2 separate regions of the Mus musculus genome follow, and region 1 is linked to region 2. A link is a contact called in ENCODE Hi-C or POLR2A ChIA-PET data. All regions are on one chromosome and are shown on one strand. The core of a region is the stretch at or near the end of the contact, and the rest is flanking DNA. Distances in the headings are between cores, read along the strand shown. Region 1 has its middle 28 kb from the start of 4930479D17Rik. Region 2 holds the start of Stk38l (serine/threonine kinase 38 like).

The links. A loop is a pair of places that touch in the nucleus more often than their neighbours do. ChIA-PET counts read pairs that join two places held with the same protein, here RNA polymerase II (POLR2A).
Region 1: a loop to region 2 is called in a map of heart, with 5 times the contacts of the local background. The contact joins the enhancer-like site here to the promoter of Stk38l in region 2. A Hi-C loop is called at or near these places in 10 of 37 maps with a recorded cell type or tissue (CH12.LX, CH12F3, T-helper 17 cell and 3 more). POLR2A ChIA-PET finds 5 or more read pairs at or near these places in 2 of 5 experiments (Patski and embryonic stem cell).

The regions. Positions count from the first base shown.
Region 1 is chr6:146,682,047-146,688,185 of GRCm38, forward strand. No RefSeq gene overlaps it. Among named protein-coding and RNA genes, the nearest start is that of 4930479D17Rik, 28 kb to the left of the region's middle. Within about 2 kb of position 3,830, at least 1 of the 3 ENCODE cell types and tissues checked has a DNase peak (open chromatin) inside an H3K27ac peak, as active enhancers do; it is heart, where a contact is called at or near this core.
Region 2 is chr6:146,722,397-146,728,218 of GRCm38, forward strand. Stk38l (serine/threonine kinase 38 like) reads left to right here and starts at 2,534. Exons shown (of 14, transcript NM_172734.3): 1 at 2,534-2,651.

The sequences.
Region 1 (6,139 bases), core at 2,580-5,079, 39 kb before region 2:
AACAAGAATGGCACTTCACTGTCGGGAACTAAAAAGGGGGCCCAGGGGGAGAGGGGGGAAAATCCACACCCCGCCAGAGTTTTACCTATTCTCTGGTCTGTCAGGCATGGGAGAGCTGCCATACACTTTCCACTCATCCCTGGGTGGGCATTCAAGCCTCTGACCCACTCTTCAGGGGGTGGCCAAGAGGCAGCCCTACCTGGGAACCCTGGAACTACTTTGCTAAAGCCTCCGGGGTTAGGGGAGAGAGGGATGAGCAAAGAGGTTCCCAACACTGAAGAGAGTGAGCGCAGCGGATTTTGACTAGAGCAGAAACTGTCTATGGTTTTAGAGCTTTATTGTAGAAAGGCAGGGGGAAAGAGAGAAGGTAGAAAAGAGAGATAGAGGAAAGGCTAGAGTAAGGGGGAGAGGGGAGAGGAGAGGAGAGGGTGAGAGAGAGGGGTAAGGAGTAAGAGAGTGAGAAGTAAGAGAGACAAGTAAGAGAGCAAGCAGGGGCTGAACAGCCCTTTTTATGGTCTTTACTGTTGCTAGGTAACTGGGGAGGAGTTTAGCCTGAAGGTCAGAAGCTTGGGCCATTGCCTATGTGACTTCTAGCCATGCTTCTCTTGTGGGGGCTGTGGGGGTCGGTAACTTAGGCAGGAGCCAGAGTTCCAGGAGAATAAGGGGCCACCTACCCCTACCGTGTCATTTAGGTGAATTATGACCTCGAGGTTCAGACCTCAGCTCAACTGGAGACCAGCCTGTCTGTGCAGAGCCCAATGCCCCACACTTCACCTAAATACATAATGTAAAATAGCAGGGATATATTAGGGCAGTTTCAGAAGTTGTTGAATATTCTGTTCTAATTCCAAGTGAAAAATTAATGTAGCAATTCATTTGAGATAGGTTCTCACATACCTCAGGCTGGCCTGGAATTCTATATACAGTTGAGGTTGGTTAGCCTTGAGCTCCTGAGCACAGGAACTCTATGTAGGCATGTATCACCAACCTGGCTTTGATGGGCATTCAGTGCATGGCTCCCTTGTTCCTGCTGCCCTGAGTCCTAGCCTCTTCCTGGCATTCTGCTTTCTGGAAATGAATGCACCTTGGTAAACATGCTCCATCTGTGTATCTTGGTGTTTGCTTTACATCTGGACCCTAGGGTGCAATGGCCTCTCCAGACCAAGGTGTTTGAAGAAAGAGTGAAATTTTTCCTTCTGAGAGACAAACACACCAGGAGACACAGTGGTCCAACTCTTCCCTTCTTACCAGAGACCGCCTTTCTGGAAATTGCTCTGCTAGCTCTGAGCATTTGGTCTGTTTCTTGTTTTTTCCCCTCTGCCCTTTTGGCAATACACTTGAAATCCTTTATTTTTATCTGTTGTGAAAAGTGAGTCGAAGAATTTGACATTCAAAAGTCCCCACCACCTCTCGCAGCTGCCGGGCGAATTTATTTCTGTTTTCCTAAACAGGGAGTCCCTTGGGGTGGCGATGACAGTTACTGACCTTTCCACAAGCAGTTTGTGTTCTTTGTTATTTCTTAGAACCATTTACAAGTTCCCATCCGGTAAGACTTAGTTCTGCAGACATTCTATTTGTAGAGCTCTTGTCATTAATTTATACACACACACACACACACACACACACACACACACACACACACACACACACACAGAGGTTTCTTATTTGGTGTCTGAATGTAAAAGAGGGCATGGCTGCTCCTAGGTATGGTTGAGGAGAAAGACTTTATTGTAGGTATGAGGGAGAGTGTAGTCAGAGGCATTCGAAAGGTTCAGACCAGATAAGGCCATGAAAGATGAGAGAGGATGAGAAGAAAGAGGGGAGAGGGGCCAAGAGGATCCTAGGAGTGCAAGGCGGGTAGCCAAAGCCAAAAATGGCTGAATTACATAGAAGTCAGAAGCCCAGGGAAGGGAAGCAAAGCCCCTGGCCAGGAGAGGTTTAGGGTAGGGGCGGGGCGAGCAGTGCTGGGAGTTTCTTTGGGACCTGACAACGCTCTTGGTGGTGGGGTTGGGGAACAGGGCAGAGGGGATTAGCTTGGGCTGCAGGATAGAACCTGCCCTCATGTGATTCAGGAGTCAGGTCAGGACAAAGAGGCATGAAGTGGGTGGGGTCTCTGTCCTGGAAAGTCCTCTGAGGCAGTGCTTGGCTGTTGCTGCTTGGAAGAGCAGAGGAAAGTCACTGGTCAGAGTGTGGCAGTAACTGGAAGCAACAGACCCAAACTCAGTCCTGGCCCAAATTGTAAGAAGTCAAACATTTCTATCTTTCCTTTCTTTTTCTTTCCTACAGCTTGCTCTTCCTCTTCTGAATCTTACACAGTCCTATTAGCCCTCCTTCTTTAACAGTAAACACTGACATGAAGACACATCGTGATCTGTGGGAGTGGTGGCCCAGCTTATCTCACCCTCGGAGACAGAGGCAGGAGGATCAGCTGTTCAAGTGAAGACTTGAATTTGAGGACAGCATGGGCTACATAAGACCCGACCTCAACATGAAGAGCAAGGAGGAGGAACCTCTGCTGCCCGGCCTTCAAAGGGGTATTTCTTAGTAAACTCTCAAAGGAACAGTCAGACCTAACCTTAGTGTGGTGGGTTACAACTGCCATCATCCTTCCTTATCCATAATTCCTGCTCTTCCCATCGAAAGGAAGAGGCAGAGGAGGTGAGAATCCTGAGAGGGCCCTGCCCAGCCAGTTGTAGAGTTCATTTCTGCTTCCCCAAACTCTTCCACAGGGAAGCTCTAGTTCAGACTATGTCCCTATGACATACCAAGTCTCTGCTAGAGATATAGTATTAGTCGATCCATTTAGTGTTAAAACAGTCCTGGCATCGTACATCAGCAAGAAACAATGTCATTGTAGTAGCTGGACGAGCCATAAGTCTTCCCTGAAGAATGAAAGTAACCATGTGTGACAGTCAACCTAGACTGGTAACTTGGTGGATCTTAGAATCCCCATGGGAAGACACTTCTGGATTTGTCTGTGGGAGTGTTTGAGATAACGATCCACCCTGATCGTTTTGAGTGGGAAGCACCATCCCAAAGTCTGGGGTCCCGGACTGGAGGGTAGCAGAAAGTGGGCAATGAACCAGCATCATGTCTCTGCTTTGTGACTGTGGACACAGCTGCCCAGCTGTTTCATGACCTTGCTACCAGTTACAGCCGCTCTCGCTGTGCCTTGTCTCTCCACAGTGAGGGGCTCGGCCTTCAAATGGTGACTCCAAAATAGACTAGCTCTGCCTTAAGGCCTATACACACTATCTGCCCTTCCCTAGTTGGTGGTCCTTGGAACAGACCTGCCAGCAGGGACTCAAAGTCTTGGGCATCCACACAGACCCACAGGACACAGCTTTCCCCAGTTATCCCAGAAAGTCTGATTTGGTCTGAGTTCTGTGAGTCCACACATTAGCTCTTGGCTGGCATTGAAACCCTCCCCACTCTGTTTAATTCTTGCCCTGTCCCCCTTGTCAGAAGATCAAATATTCTCCTTGTTCTTCTTCTAGCTGGTGGCACTCTTCTAGGCTCAGCTGCTTCCCATCAGCCTAGCTTTGAGACTATTGAAGCACAGGACTCCTCTGTTGCACAATGCCTTCCAGAGGGCCCAAGCCAAGCCCAAGTTAGCCCAAGACCATGAGGTTTTAAAACTCCTTGGGTTGGCCCTCAGTCCCTATTTTTCTGACTCCCAATTTTTCTCTTCCGTTCATTTCATTTTGCAATGGGACGAGACAGCCTTTGTGACTAAGTCTGAGTGGTGCCACTGTTACCCAGAATGCCCTGGGCTTATTGGCAAACACACACATATTTATCTGTTTTTTTCGTCTGTGCTCATGATCTAAGTATTGCCTATTTGTGCAACAATGGTTAGCCAAGAGCCCGGCATGCGCCAGACACTATCTGAGTGTCGAGGAAATTCCAGTGAGCAAGACAAGGAGCCTGAGCCCTTCCATTCTGTGTGAGCTCCCCGCAAGCATTGGGCTTCACCACCAAGTTTAACGAGATGGGAGACCGGCGCGCCCTCTGCCGAGTGGACAGGAAACTACTTCCAGTCTCCACGTTTTCAAGGCAAAGGCACCCAGGCATTGCCTCCACTCACGCTGTTCGCCTCCTCCAGTGAAAAGAAATCCCCTGGTGGACTGTTCCTGCACCGCTGCTGACAGCATGACCTCACCCCACAGTGAATGTACACACTTAACAAACTGCAGCTGATAAGTACGTTTCGGCTTGGAGATGAAGTCATTGTTCCCCGGTGACAGACACTCAACACTGCCGCAGAGAGTCTGAGCTGACATTCCTCTTTCAGAGACTTTAATCAACCTATTTAAGGAAACTCAAATATGGCTTCTGCTCTGATTAGAACTTATAACAACACGGATCCCTACCAGACAAACACCCTGTTATTTCTTCTCCCAACAGTTTATGATGTTTTCTTTCTGTGCCAGACATACATGCACACACTCAGTAGGAAGTCTATAACCCTGAACATATGTGGGGTGATCTATCAGTTTCTTTCATTTTTCCATTACTCATCTTTTTCTTTTCTTCTCCTTTCATTTTCTTCTTCCACAGGTGCATGGCTGTGAGGGGCATGGCTGTGAGGTGTGTGGCTCTGAGGGGCGTGGCTGTGAGGTACATGCTGTGAGGTGCATGGCTGTGAGGGGCATGCTGTGAGGCGCATGTCTTTGATACCACCACTGGAAGTATGAAGGAGAGGAGTCATAGGTTTGATGCCAGCCAGGGCTATACAGCAAGATCCTGTCTCAAAACAAAGCAAAGAAAAGCAACAAACAAAAAAATTAGTGTTAATAAGCAGCTGAGCACCTGAAGGGCTGAGGTCAGCAAGGCTCCCTGGTGCACACACAGAACTGATGTCTGCCACTGATGTAAGACAGACTCAGCCCTGTGTCAGACAGGCGGGAGGGTGACTGGCCGTGTGGCTTGATTGGACATATTTCCAAAAAAGGAAGTAGATGGAAGAGGTTCCTCCTGCCACAGACAAGGTGGTGGTTATGTGAGATTAGCCTCATATTCCTACTGCTAGCCTGTGTCTGGTACCACAGACATGATAAAAATCCACAGAGGAGCCCTAGGAACTACAGGGGAGCTATCCTGAATCCAGGCTAAGTCCAACTCTGTTTTTCCTTCCTCGCTTTCCCCCAACATTAGGAGTGACTTTTTTTTTTTTTTTTTTTTTTTTTTTTTTTTTTTTTGTCCCTGGCTGTCCTGGAACTCACTCTGTAGACCAGGCTGGCCTTGAACTCAGAAATCCACTTGCCTCCCAAGTGCTGGGACTAAAGGCATGTGCCACCACTGCCCGGCTAGGAGTGACTTCTAAGAGAAGGTACTGTGTTCAACACCTACAAGCCCAAACTAAATACCACTTACATTCCTTCTCCCAGGATCTGATAGAGATAAAAATTCAAAACGTATGCAAATAAGGAAGCTAGCACAATGGCTCAGTGGATTTGAATCATCACAAGCACAAGAGTAAACAGGGGAGAGGCAAGAAAATAAGGAAAGCAAAGAGGGAGAGGAAGCAGGAGGGCTGGAGACAGAAGACTCTACTACAGTACCACAAAGGCACAGAAGCCTGTGTGGTTGTTTCTGCCTATCTTCCCAGCACCCAGGGAGAGAGAGAGGATGGCTCAATGAATGAAGGTGGTTGCTACTAAGCCTGACAAAAGTTCAATCCCCGGAACCCAGAGAATGAGAGAACTGACTTCTGCAAGCTGTCCTCTGACTTTCACGTGCACACCACAGAACACACATGTGTGTAAGTGTGCACACATACACAAAATAGCAAATGTCTATTACACAAAATAGCAAATGTCTATTTAAAAAGAAGATATGGAAAGGAGATCTTGGTCATGACAGAATAGTCTCTCTCTCTCTCTCTCTCTCTCTCTCTCTCTCTCTCTCTCTCTCTCTCTCTCTCTCTCCCTTGCCTCAGGCTCTGCCTTTGTGGGAATAGAATCCAAGACAAATTGGTGACTATCAAGTGATGGTGTCTCTGTCCGCAAGGGTGCGACTCTCTTGTTCACTTGCAGGTGAGAAAGGAGCAGTGAAGCAAAGTATTCAAGATATTGGCAGGAGGATATTGTCAACTGGTGACCAGGACGACTAAAATGAACAGGGGAGCGTTAGGAGA
Region 2 (5,822 bases), core at 1,284-3,783:
GGTATGCGCCACCACGCCCTGCTCTCTTTTTATTTTTATTTTTTGGTTTTTCAAGACAGGGTTTCTCTGTATAGCTCTGACTGTCCTAGAACTCACTCTGTAGACCAGGCTGGCCTTGAACTCAGAAATGTGCCTGCCTCTGCCTCCCAAATGCTGGGATTAAAGGTGTACGCCACCACTGCCCAAACAGTTTAGGTACTTTTATTTGTTTATGTTGAATTTGTCTTCATTTAAGGACCAGGCCTAATTTCAAAAAAGGCCTTAAGGCTCCAGCTTCAGGAATAGACCATAAGTCCCCAAAACTAAGTTGGGGGACTAAGTCATAAGACAGCAGCTCTAGGAACAGACCATAAAATCCAGAACAAGATCATAAAACCCCCTCCCAAAGAACAGTCTGGGGATAAACACAAAAATGGGAAATATCTTATCTCAGAATGGGCCATCTGCGCTGGGCAGCCCTATTTCATCACGTGGTTGAACGATTGTGATATAGGGATACAGACCACTGGCCACACATGATTGAACATTCATGACATTGGAATGTAGACCACTGATCACCTGTGGCCCCCTAGCACCCACCAATGAGATTATAGATTACCTAATTCTTCTAGAGAGTTCCCTTGGTTTCCTGTAAGAAGGCCTGCCTGCCTTTGTCTGGGATCGTCATTTCAAAGAATGGTTGACCCTTGCATACTGGATGTTTCTGTGGAATAAACACTCTTTGTTTTTGCATACTATCTGAGTCTGGGCTCTTCCTTCAGTGATTTTTGGACCCTTACATTGTATATATGTGTCTCTGTGTAAGTGTGCACATGTACATGTATGTAGGTGCCTCTGGTAGCTGAAAAGGGGCATCCAATTTCCTGAACTGGAGTTACTAAGGTGTGCACCATCTGCTGTGGGTGCTGGGAACCTAACTCTGGCCTTTTGTGAGAGCAGAAGAGGGCCATCCTCTAGCCCTTGCATATATTGTTTTAATAGTGTAAAAGCTAAGGGTATTTCATAAAATCCCACTGTTTGAAGAATGGATTTGTTTTTTTTTGTTGTTTTGTTTTTTTTTTGTTTTTTTTTTTTTTTGTTTTTCGAGACAGGGTTTCTCTGTATAGCCTTGGCTGTCCTGGAACTCACTCTGTAGACCAGGCTGGCCTCGAACTCAGAAATCCACCTGCCTCTGCCTCCCGAGTGCTGGGATCAAAGGCGTGCGCCACCACACCCGGCTCCAAGAATGGATTTGTTAATAGTGATTGGGAATATTGGTTTGTCTTACTCAAAGACCAGTTTTATCTTAAAAAGCAAAACTCTTGTCACTTTCCCAAAACTCTCCCCTGTGTTCTCCATGGGAAAGTGATTTTCTAAATATCACACACTCTTCTCCCTTTATCCACAGATTCACTTTGGCAGTACCCACAGTCAACCATGTTCCAAAATTATGAAGTGGAAAATTCCAGAAATAAATGATTCACCAGTTTTAAACTGAAAATGCCGTTCTAAGTAGCCAATGAAGTCTCTCACTCCCCTCACTGTGTTGCTCCCAGGACGCTAGCAGTTCCTCTGGAGTGTCAATGTTGTGTATGTGAAACTCCTGGCCCCCTGGGAGGCATGGTCCTTGTTCCAATAATCCTCATTTTATTTCATAATAGCCCCAAAGCACAAGAGCAGCTGGCTGTCTACATCAAAGATAAGATTTAGCCTGCTTTTGTATTGTTAAGACTGGGTCTCACTCTGTAGCTCTAGCTGGGCTCAAACTCACTATGTAGCCCAGGCTGGTCTCAAACTTGCCGCAGCTTCTGCCTCAGCCTCCTTGGTGATGGGATTACATGCATGAAACACTGTACCTGGCGTCAAAGTTTGTTTGTTTGTTTGTTTTTTTAAAGTAAATGTTGTTGAGGTTGCTTAAATCTATGGTTCGGTTGTTAATCTCTTACTGTGCTGGATGTATAAATTAAGAGTAGGTGTGTGTAGGACACACAGTGTATAGTGTTTGGCTAGTCCGCGGGTCCTGAAGTTTGCCTGCCTACCTTTGATGCGAAGGGAAGAGACAATGACGACGACAATTTTCTAGCCTAATGCTGTATGTTATGTTGTCAACTGCTCTGGGATTTTTCAGGTAAGTTTAGCAAATTTTCATGTATGCTGGTAAGTTTCTTGTGGTCTTCCTAAATTCTAAATCCTCCTAAGCCTTTCGGGTTCAGTTATAGAGACGTGGAAGTCACAGAGCTGCTACATTGGTGATCTCTCCTCTATGGAGCCATCTTTGCATTGCCTTGAGGAGAGCTCCATCACACCAGGCCTCTCTCAGGGTCAGGCAGAACCAGTTAGAACTGGAGAGGGCCATGAGACAAGAACGTTACAACGCCCAGTAGTGATTAGACTGAGCTCAGGTTCCTGGACCAACCTACACTTCCGCCCGCGAAGGTGGGGGTCGGTACTGGCGCTGACGCCAGAAGGACACTTCCGCCTGGGTGCGTATGACGTCAGGGGCGACCCCTTTAAAAAAAAAAATCTAGGAGATCAAGTCTCGCGAGATTCTGGCGCGGCCGCTTTGGCACCGCCTCACGGGGCGGGACGAGGCGGGGCCTGGCGCGAGAGACGCGCGCCGCGGGCTGCGGTGACTGAGGAGGAGGCTGAGCGGGCGCGGGCGACACCGGCAGGTGAGAGCGGGCGAGGGCACCGGCGCCGGCGCGGGGCAGGGCCGCGGGGCTAGGGCGGCGCTCGCTGCGGGGAGGTGTGAGGGGCTTGGCGCGGTACAGCCCGCGGCGCCCAGCCCAGGTGTCCCTGGCGGAGCGGAGAACCGCGGCCGTGCGCGGCGTCCCCGGGCTGCAGGCGGGGCCGCGCCCCCACCGCCTGTCAGTCACCGGGGCCTTCGCCGAGCCGGGTGCGGCAGCCTGCGTACCGGGAGCGGAGCCGCCAGCCCCGCGCGCGTCCTGCTCCGGGCCCACCTTCCCGTCCCCTCCGGACGCAGAGGGCACGGCTCGCCGGCACAAAGTTGCCGGTGCACAGCGACGGCAAACTGTGCCCGAGCCGCGGCGTCCCTGTCACCGATGCTACTTTCTCTGTTGCGGGGTCGCTCTTGGGTCCCGAAGTTTGGAGAAACGCGGTGAAGAGATGCGAGGTGGGTCTGGAGCAGCGGCTGGTGTAGAGGTGCGCTGCTGCCGCCCCTCGGGACTCACTCGGTGCAGAGCCGGCGCGCTCTCCGGCTCCTCTGCAACTTGGGACGCGTTTCGGTAGAAGCCACTTATGGATTTGGCTCTGGTATTAGCCACACGACTGCCAAGAAGCCAGGCGAACAAAGTTCAATGGTTTTAAGGTGGTGATTACCCCTTATTTGGCAGTCGTGGCTTAAATCGGTCAGGTCTCCCTACTTTAAGTCAATAAGCCTTGCAATTTGCATATCAAGTTGTCTTGATGTCTCACGCACAAGCCTAAATGGAAAGGTTTTTCTCTTACGCCTCAGGATATATAAAACAATTAAGTTTATTATGCTCTTTCCCTCGTGGCCAAGAGGCACTTTATTTGAGTTAGTTGCTCTTGTGTCTATTTGGGGAGATAATTTAGTTAAATATACGATAAATTATGATATTGCGCGAGGTCATAAAAGTACTTTTATTTGGAAAATCCTGGTCTCAGAAGAAGTACAAGGGATAAAAGTTTGGTATTTGCCTTCGCTCTGCTGAGCGTTTTTTCTCCTAGTTAGAGGCCCGATTAGGCATCCCATTTGTTGGGATGTGTTTAGAATGAGAAGCATAGTTCGGTGTAGTTTCCGTGCTCTTTTGAAAGGCCTTGCTGTTAAGTAATGAACAAATTAGACTCAGAAAAACCACATTAAATAGAATACTGGAAGTCTCAGCACTTGTTTTCTTGAGTTTGCTTACAAATAAGCCAAAGAATAGAAACTAAGGCTGTCTAAATAAAAAGGTGTTCTCTGCAGTTTTTATTATTTAAAACAGTTTTAAATTTTAAATATATTTTGATCATAGTCCCTTCTCCCTCAAGCCCTTCCAGATCCTCTCCTCCTCTCTACCCACCCAACTTTAAGTTCTTTCTCAAAAACCAAACTCTGCAGCTTTTTAAATACTAGATTTTAATTTCAAAAAGTGGGACATTAAGAACAAAGGAAAATGATAAAAAACCAAAATGATAAAGCATTAGTCTCAGTTTGGCCATTTTTCTTTAGAAAAGTTCCACTCTCTCAAAGACCAGTGACATCTTGTTAGTAGAATTGGTAACATGCCTTAGCAAGTGCCTTCTCACAGAGCTAGGAAAAGTTGAAGACACCAAAGCCAGGAGGATTTTTGTATCTTGCTGTAATGTTAAATGAGTTTATTTTCCATAAATGTAGGACCAGTTAAGCAAGCATATTGCTGTTTGAGAATCCTAGCATTACTTTCAAATCAACAGATGGGCAAGCTATGACTGGGTTAGACTAGACATATGCAGAAAGCCTGCCCTTGAATTTTTATATGAAAAGCACCATGGTCTCTTTCAGTGAGATGATGAAAGCAAGCTTAAGGCAGCAGAGTTGTGTTTAAACAAGCAGGTATATTCTCCTATCCTTTCTTCTTTGTTCCCCCAACAGTTTCTGTTCAAGTCCCAAGGAAGTATTTAGTGAGGCATGATCAGTGCTGCCATATACAGGCTACAGGGCACTTCAATCTCCAGGTAAAGGTTCTGCTGATTGCCAGGATATTATTGTTTACAAGCATTGGAAGGAGGGATGAAGGGAGAGAAGGGTTAGTTGCCTGCCTTACACAAATGCTGTGGTCTTTGTCCTGAGGGAGAAACATGTGACTCCACTTCCAGTAACTAGAATATAAAATTCCTACTGAAGCCAAGGAAGGAAGGATCAGTCCTACCAGACAACTCAAGGGTTTCAGGAGGAAAAGGCATCTGTGCAGATGATTTGGATGACCTGGTGGATGGTAAGACTGTAAGAGAACACTTTATACAGGGCCTCTGTTGCCAAACCCTTCGCTTATATATCTTGTTTACCAGAGGGAGCGTTTCTATTACTCCCACCTTGCTGAGGGAGTAAATGAGGTGTCAAAGTCAGGTAGACAGTAAGTAGTAGAGTTGCTTTGGCCTAGACACCATGGGTTTACACACTACCTCCCATTGTCATTCAGGAAGGTCTTGCTCAGGTCTGTAGTTGCAAAGAGTGGATTTCGGAAAATGCATCTAAATTTTGGGAATGCCAACGAAGTGAAAACCTAGGTAAATGAGTTGTGGTTTTTGTTTGTTTTTGAGACAGAGTTTCACTGTGTAGCTGTATAGTTCCAGGGTGTTCTGAAACTTAGTCCAGGCTGGCTGTAACTCACACAAATCATTTGCTTCTGTCTCCACAGTGCTGGGACTAAAGGTATGCACCACCACACTCAGCAAAGGAAATATTATTTTTGGCATGTAAAATTTAGTCACTTTGAAAGTTACTTTTCATGCTAATTAGTTGTAGCCATCAAGTGAGACCCATGTAGATTCAAAATGAGAAATTAGGAATACCCCTTCCCTGCTGCAACATTTCAGTTGTTGTATTATATCTTGTGTGTCTAAAGGCTACTTGGCATTAGATATTGTTTGGATTGAATTATGAAGTTGAAATTGAGTTGATGTCAGTCTCAGACCTTTCAGTTTTTATTTCCATAAATAGCTATTCCGATAATGTCTGAAGCAAGGTTTGGAATAGAGTTTTGTACATGTGTAAAATGAGAGAAGTTCAGCCATGGATACTCAATATTGGAGTGTCATTTAATGTCTCGGAGAATGTGAAGTCACAGGTGTTAATATCAGACACTGTGCTTCATACAGGTCTGCTAGATAAATGGATG